2 separate regions of the Homo sapiens genome follow, and region 2 is linked to region 1. A link is an interaction called in ENCODE POLR2A ChIA-PET data of the cell type or tissue named here. Cell type or tissue: OCI-LY7. All regions are shown on one strand.

Region 1 (4,000 bases):
CTTTGCTATAACAAATCATATCTGTTAATATTAGACCATCTGAACTTAAATCAAATGATGTTTTCCCCAAAAGGCAGCGGTCAGACTCTCACTAAATGAAATTCTATTCTAAAAACAGCCATATGATTGAATGGATTCTGCTTGATGGTAAACACTCATCCCCTATTTCTGTGTTGTAAATATTTTTCCACAAGACAATGAAAAGCCACCATGACCACTGAGATTTCATTTTCGGGACTGTCACAGTTTCAGGCTGAGATATAAGAAAGAACCATCTATTATTAAAGGAGCAGAGGTCAAGTCATGCCGGTGGCCCTCGTAGGGTAAAGCAGGGGTCGGGGAGGGGCTGGTGCAGGAGGGTGGCAGGAGATCTGGAGGAGCTAGAGTGGCAGGTACTCACTGTAACAGGGAATCTCGAGTGGGCAGTGGAGCCAAAGAGGAAAGCAGGGCACCGCGTAGGGACACAGGCAGCAGGGAAGATGCCTTTGTGAGAGGAGCGGGAATTTCACCAGCAAGAGGTGGCCTGAGTGGACCAGTTGGTCTGGCTGAATTGATCAAGATTGAGCCAGAATCTTAGAGGGATTTACATGGCAAATCTTTCAGAACTTCAAGGGCTTTCTGTAAATTCAAGGATTCAGTCATCTGGTTAATTTGACTAGATCTTCCCAAGCACAAATAAATGGAAAATTGACTTCTAATAGTACCTAACCTTCACTCCGATATTTCCGGCTTTTGAACTTTACCAAAGGTAACCTCCCAGGTGCTCAGCGAAAGGAAAATTTAAGATAGTACATGAAGGAGAAGAGACTAGACAAGGTCATGCAGAAATTAAATGAAAAGGCTTTTATTTCACAAGCAGGGAATCGAAACCAGACCACCAGTAAGAAAGGGCAAAGCCTTAGCAACTGAGCTACAGCATAGGGCAGTCTTCACTGTTCTTCCCAGAAAGCATCTAGAATAGTTAATTGTGAGCTTACACAGGCTTTTAACTACTCAAGATAATTTTTAGAGCTAATTATGACATAAACCCTAAAATTCCTGTTCCCTGGAAGGAGGAGACCAAGAGAAAGTACTGCCACGTGGTAACAAGGTCAAGCTCCCAAGGACATAAAACAAGATGGAGATAAACAGTGATTTTTACCATTCAGTCAACCATTTGCACAGAAAGAGAGAAGCCAGAAGTCTGACTGGTAAGAAATTCTTACCCTTTTGCCGGCATGCCAGGCTTCTGGGTTCTCTTTGCCTGAGCGGCCTCCATGACTGAGCTTGCCACACCATCGCGCTGGGGCAAAGCCACATCAGAAAAGAAAATTATCTTTTTCTGTTCTGGCCAGAGTAAAATACATGTGACAAAAACATAGACATTAGCTGCTCTGATTAGCACCCAGTATCAAACTGGCAAGGCTCAAATTTGCACCTGGTTGGGCTCCATCATCATTAATCCAACCTCCAACCAGGAGTTTCAACCTGTGGTCTCTGGGCAAGATGGTTGCCCTGAGTAATAGAAAAGATAAGAAAGAGAAAGGAGAAAGAGAAAAGCATTGCCTGAGGCAGGGTGGGGAAGGTGAAATGATCTGGGAGGCCAGAGAAAGACCCACCCATTGCAGCGACACTGAAAAAAAAGTTCAGGCGGCTGCTTCTAGGTAGCGAAGGGATCTTTTCCAGCAGGCCCATCATCTCTCAAGTTTCCCCTTTTAGGGAGGAAAAAGCTCCCCATGTCCCACGATCCTGTACATGCCTAATCCTGTCACCCACAGTTGTCAGCAAAGAGTGCAAGGCAGATTATTCCAAAGAGAATAGCAGTTGACATGCTGTAGTGCCAAACCCATTCTTAGACAAAAGGGACTTTACTTAGAGCCCTCATTTTAAAAATGTACTTCAAATGCATTGTTGTTCATTCGGAACATTCCACTGTGTTATCTTTAGTAACATTTTGCTGTTTCTGTAAGACTTCGCTGCCTCCCAGGCCTGAAGTGTAAGCCAGAAAGAACTCAGTTTTCCAGAAACTAAGGATCCCATTTTTACCTAAAATATTGGCCTTACGCTCAGCTTCTCTTGATTAACTTAGCCAGTGATTTTTTTTTCCTACCCAAGTGTAAGAAAAATGAAACAAAGGGGTATAACACAAAAATCTGATTTTTCAAAAGCCAAATTTTATAACTCCTGCAATATTACTGCTTACTACCAGTTCCTTTCTGACCCAGTCAGATGTAAGAGGCTTCTAACTGGATCCAAGCCAGTTAATTCCCAGATCAAATCCATTCCTGTACCCAGTCCAGTTTCTGTCACAACTCCAAACCCAGTTTGGATCAGAAATTTGCTCAAAGAAACTCAGAGAGCTCAAAACACAAATCTGTGGAGCTGGGAAATCCAAGAGGGAGCTTAACCATGATCCCCAGTGGCTGTGAGAGATCAGTGGAGCTCGGAAATCCAAGAGGGAGCTTACCCATGATCCCCAGTGGCTGTGAGAGATCAGCGGAGCTCCGAAATCCAAGAAGGAGCTTACCCATGATCCCCAGCAGCTCTAAGAGATGAGTGGACACAAGTGGGTCCTGCAGGTACCTTGCATATTCACTCAGCACTGCTGGGGGATGCTAGAAGCTCCATTTTGGATCCCACTTCTGACACCATCTGATAAAAGAAAAACTTCAGCCGAATTAAATTTAAAAGAGTTCAATTGAGCAGTGAACGATTTGCAAATCCGGCAGCCCCCAGAATCACAGCAGATTCACAGAGACCCTCTTGACTGGTAAATTCTAAAAGGGCCTGGATTATGTCTCTTTAGCTTATTTGTATAAATACCACCTGCAGGTTTGAGATTGATGTTAAGTAATCATACCATGCTACTGCACATGTTCCTCTCTTTTTTCACTTTTCTATGACATTTCTGTTTGTTTGATGTACCTGTAATAATCTCTGTTGACATTTGAAGGATAGAAGCAAATGCCACTTTAAAGCTTCCTCAGTGCAGATGAAATGATGATAATAATACAACACATTTTCAACACTTTTCTGGAGAAGTCAAAGCTCTTCACAGACATTAACTCATTCATCTTCACGATAGCAGTATTAGAGGTAACTGGGGACAAGTATTATTGGCATTTTACAAATGGATGCTGAGGTCACCTGAGGGACTTTTAACAAAAGTCATAAAATATTACAGTGAAAAGATCAACTCTCTGTTTTCAGGGATGGCACTGAGGCCCAGCAGTACAAAATGACTTGCCTTGCTCTACAGCCGGGCAGCAAGAGATTAGGATGGCTGCGACTCAGTCATCTTTGGCATCTGCAGGTCATAATTCTCACCCCTGTGGGATGGTTTTGGGGCAGGCCAGTGTCCACAGGAGGCAACACCAAGACACAGGATTTGAAGGCAACAGAGCAAAATAAATCAGTTCAGAACAGCCTGTGGACAGCCTTTCTCTTTGAACAAACGTTTAAATCTGATACTGATTTTCCACACTGAAAATTTTCACAGAGTTCTACACAGTTCATTCACTTTACCACTAATAATTAATGCAAAAAGGTCACATTTTGTGGATTTGGACTGTGGTTCTTATTTTATAAGCCCAGTAAGCTTTTCTTTTTTCTTAAAGCAGCTCTGATTGGCTCTTTAACTGGAACATGGGGCCTTTTATGAGTAGAACATGCTGATGACATAATACATTAGGGAATTCTCTTTAACAAATAAAAATAACGATTTTGTTTATTTTAGAAAGGGCTAAATGTTTGAAACTGATGATCTTTGTAAACATTTTCTAACTGGCATAATTAGTTTTGATTCCTCCAAGCAGCAGCATTTTCCTGGCCTAATTGTTTTTCGATCAACAGGCCGAGTCATAACACAGAAAATGTGGAGAAGGAAGAATAATTGAACATCAGAAGCCTTCTAATGCATTCCAGTCCTCATCCAAGGGCAAGGGAAATGTGACTTCTGAGAGAGAAGAAGATAAATGCAGCCAGTTTCAAATAGAATTATAATAGCCCTTCCTTGGACATT
Region 2 (4,000 bases), 62 kb after region 1:
AGAAGAGGCAAGAATTTTTAAATTCTGATTTTGTTTGTATAAAGATAGTAAGAAACATTCCGTGAACCAGGAATCATAAGGCTGCACCCCTGTGAGATCTCCCCCAAGAAAGTCCCTTCCATTCTCAGAGAATAAAATCGAAACACCAAATGGATGGAAACACAGTAACCACACCGTCCCTGGCAGGGCCGCCCCTGGCTGTACCTGAATTTCCTGTGTGTGGACTGTACCGGATCTACGGAGTCTGTGGCTCTTTCAGCTCCTTCTTCATCATCCGGTGCAGCCTTTGTGCTCTGGAGACCCTCAAATCAGTACGGGGGGCGAGCGCTGTGGCTCACGCCTGTAATTCCAGCAGTTTGGGAAGCCCAGGCGGGCAGATAACTTGAAGTCAGGAGTTCTAGCCCAGCCTAGCCAACGTGGTGAAACCCCGTCTCTACTAAAAATACAAAAAATTAGCCGGGCGTGGTGGCGGGCGCCTGTAGTCCCAGCTACTCGCGAGGCTGAGGCAGGAGAATCGCTTGAACCCGGGAGGCAGAGGTTGCAGTGAGCCGAGATCCCCCACTGCACTCCAGCCTGGGCGACAGAGCAAGACTCCGTCTCAAAAACAAAAACAAACAAAATCAGGAAGGGGACTTTGAAGCTCCTTAATACTGAGGCTTGGAGGGGCCCTAGCATGGGAGTTGGGCAACCCAGCGCTTCCCCTTTGAGGAGTGGCTCTAGAAATCGCCTTCCACAGTCCACAGGGAAGGGCTTTAGCCACGATCCAGGACTGAGTCCTCCATAGGGTGTGGGTGAGCCCCACGGCTGGGCCCAGCCCCCCGAAGACCACCGGGTAGCCTCGCTCCCGCCTCCCACCCCAGCCTCGCCCTCCAGCCCCGCCACGGGAGGGGCCGCCTGAAGGAGACCCGCACCTGGGCCTGGGCTCCTGGCTGGGGGGAGCGGAGCAGGCGGCGCCCAGGCCCGGGTCCTCCCCGCCCTCGCAGCTGCCCCAGCCGAGCCTCCCGGGCCGGCCTCGCCCTGGGGGTGGGGGTGGGGGTGAGGGGGCGCAGCCTCGGGCTACGGCTCCCCCGGCCCGGCCCGGCCCGTGCGGGCTGCACACCTGCCCGCCCGGCGAGGCTTCATTAGGCCGCGCCTGTGCATCACGGGCCGGCCGCGGCGGCGGGAGTCCAGGCCATGGAACCCACAGAGAATCCCTGCCAGGGACCGCTGGGTGAGTGTGGAGACCCCGTCGTGCGAGGGGGTCAGGCTTTGGGGGTTCGGGGAGGGGGGGAGGCCTGTGATCACCAGGTCAGCGTTAGCCGACCTAAGAGCTTCAGTAGGCCGAGGGCCGGGTGGAGTCGGGTGGGGTAGGGTGGGAGGAGGCCGACCTCACTGCCCCCTGTGCTTTGGGATTGCAACCCCCCTCCCCGCTCCCCCGCGCCCCCTGCCCGCCTCCAGTCTCCCAGCGCGCAGGGGAGAGAACCCTGGGAGCCCCAGGACCCTTCTAGTCTTAGGTCTGACACCCGTCCCCTTCTTACTAGCGCACATCACTCCCATAGGACACGTGCTTACGGAGCACCCACAGTGCTGGGTACCAGGCTTTTTGCTACAGTACAAGCTCTCCTAAAATGCTGTAAAACAAATTTGTCCCTGCTTCCCCACACCACCAGCCAGCTTTGTCCCTTCACTCCATAGAGGCCTGCTCACCCTCTTCACCAGCCCAGACCCTCTCATGCAAGTCGGGTCCAGCCTGTGTCCTAGGAAAGGACTTGGAACAGCACCCTTGACCATGACCTTTTTCCTTGACACTCTGTTACAAAGTCATTCCTAGGGTCAGGCGCAGTGGCTCAAGTCTGTAATCCCAGCACGTTGGGAGGGCGAGGCTGGTGGACCACCTGAGGTCAGGAGTTGGAGACCAGCCTGGCCAACATGGCAAAACCCCATCTCTACTAAAAATACAAAAATTAGCTGGGTGTGGTGGCACACACCTGTAATCCCAGCTACTTGGGAGGCAGAGGCACGAGAATCGCTTGAACCCAGGGGGCCAAGGTTGCAGTGAGCCAGAATTGCACCATGTCACTGCAGCCTGGGCGACGGAGCGAGACTCCATCTCAAAAAAAAAAAAAAAAAAAAAAAAAATGTTATTCCTTAAGACCTATCTCATGCAATTTTCATTAAAGTAACAGTAGCTCTTAGTCGTTACTTAGCATTCATTACAAATGTTCCAATTTAGTTGGAAATGATAAAGCAGCTCCCTGAGCTGAGGGTTCTTGGAGTTATGAGTCAGTTGGGAGGTGAAAGTGGGGGGATCATTTGATGGCCCCAGGAAGGACTCCATGTGGTGATTAAGTACACAGAGTACGTGCTCAGGGTGCTGTGTGATCTTGGACATATTACTCTGCTGTCTCATCCTCATTTCTTCATCTGTTAGAAGGGAATATTAGCAGTGCCGTTCTTGCAGAGATTAAATATGCACTGTGCTAATCTTTGAAAGGTGCTTAGCGCCATGCCTGGAACATGATAAGCTCCCAATGCATCAGTCAGCTCACAGAAAGGAAGGCAAGCTTTAGGGATGAGTGGTAGGGTTTTTAGTTCTAGCTGGGTCCCAGTTTCCTTACTCGAAAGAGAGGTTTACCAGAGAGTGAGATCCTGCTTTGCAGGGAGGGGGAGGAAGTGGATGTGCTGGATGGTAGTGGGGTGGGGGGTGCGGGCGGGGGGGCATGTATGGAGCTGAGGAGAGTTGGCAGAGACAGAGTTCCATGGTTCTCCCTGTTATCTCTTTTGATGCTCTTGCCTCGGCTGCTGGAGACAATCGAATCCTTTCTTGTCCCTTCTCCAAGCAATAATGCCTGTTGTGCAGCAGAAACAGCATCCCGCCTTGGGAGAAGCAGAATCTCTGTCAATCTGTTTCTCTTTGTCTTCCTGGTCCATCCGCAGCCCCAACATGATCCCTTAGAGATACCTGAACAGTCCCTCAAACTCATACCCCTGGTGTCTGGGAAAAGGGAACTCACAAGGGGTGAGTACCCCCAAATTAGGAGATACCATGAGCTAACGCCGTCTCAGAATTGCATAAATTTGTCTACATTTTTCAAAGAAGTTGGGTTATCTGATTTAATCCTCACAATAGTCAAGCTAGGAAGGTAAGTGTGGAATTATTACCCCATTTGATAGGTAGACAAATTAAAGCTTAAGATCAAACCGTTTGCAAAGCAGGAAGCAGCACTTCCTCTTGGTCCAGTTCTTCCTTCTCCCTGGTGCTAAGGTCAGTGGATGTTGGCTCCCCACAGGCCAGAAAGCTGGAGAGAAGCCCCTGGCTGCAGGACCCGGGGAGGAGGAACTGCTCCGGGGCTCAGCCCCTCATGCTCAGGACACTCAGAGTGAGGAACTGCCACCCTCCTGCACCATCTCAGGAGAGAAGAAGCCGCCAGCAGTCTCTGGAGAAGCCACCGGGGCTGATGCTGGGAGACTGTGCCCGCCCCCCCGCTCCAGGGCTCCCCACAAAGACAGAACTCTAGCCCGCTCCAGGCCCCAGACTCAGGGGGAAGATTGTTCCCTCCCAGTGGGAGAGGTGAAGATAGGAAAGAGGTCCTATTCTCCAGCCCCCGGGAAGCAGAAAAAGCCTAATGCCATGGGTCTGGCCCCAACATCATCTCCGGGTGCCCCTAACTCAGCCCGTGCCACACACAACCCAGTGCCCTGTGGGTCAGGCCGGGGGCCCTGCCACCTGGCCAATCTCCTCAGTACATTGGCGCAGAGCAACCAAAACAGAGACCACAAGCAGGGGCCCCCGGAAGTGACCTGCCAAATTAGGAAAAAGACACGAACCCTATACCGCTCAGGTAAGTCCCTAAAGAGAGGAAACCGAAGAGATCTGGGGTCATCCTGGGGAAAGGTGGGGCTGTGTGAAGAATCTACCCCCAGGAGACCTGAGGGATGGGGTTAGTTTGTATGTCACTTCGTCCCGGATTCTCTCTTGGGCCGCGGTAGTGCAACTATCTCTGACCCTCAGAGGGAAGGT

Evidence for each region. ChIA-PET counts read pairs that join two places held together with the same protein. Peaks named below come from ENCODE experiments on the same cell type or tissue, not always from the same donor. Only the 100,000 strongest peaks of a DNase experiment are listed, where the experiment ranks them.
Region 2: POLR2A ChIA-PET joins it to region 1 with 18 read pairs; 4 of 35 experiments call an interaction of 5 or more read pairs at or near these places.

The regions. Positions count from the first base shown.
Region 1 is chr7:144,462,522-144,466,521 of GRCh38, reverse strand. All of the region lies in intron 8 of TPK1 (thiamin pyrophosphokinase 1), which reads left to right. Among named protein-coding and RNA genes, the nearest start is that of NOBOX, 61 kb to the right of the region's middle. In OCI-LY7, no CTCF peak of the experiment used is centred here; no DNase peak of the experiment used is centred here.
Region 2 is chr7:144,400,867-144,404,866 of GRCh38, reverse strand. It overlaps NOBOX (NOBOX oogenesis homeobox), which reads left to right and starts at 1,174. Exons shown (of 8, transcript NM_001436401.1): 1 at 1,174-1,210; 2 at 3,270-3,821. The coding sequence starts at 1,174. In OCI-LY7, no CTCF peak of the experiment used is centred here; no DNase peak of the experiment used is centred here.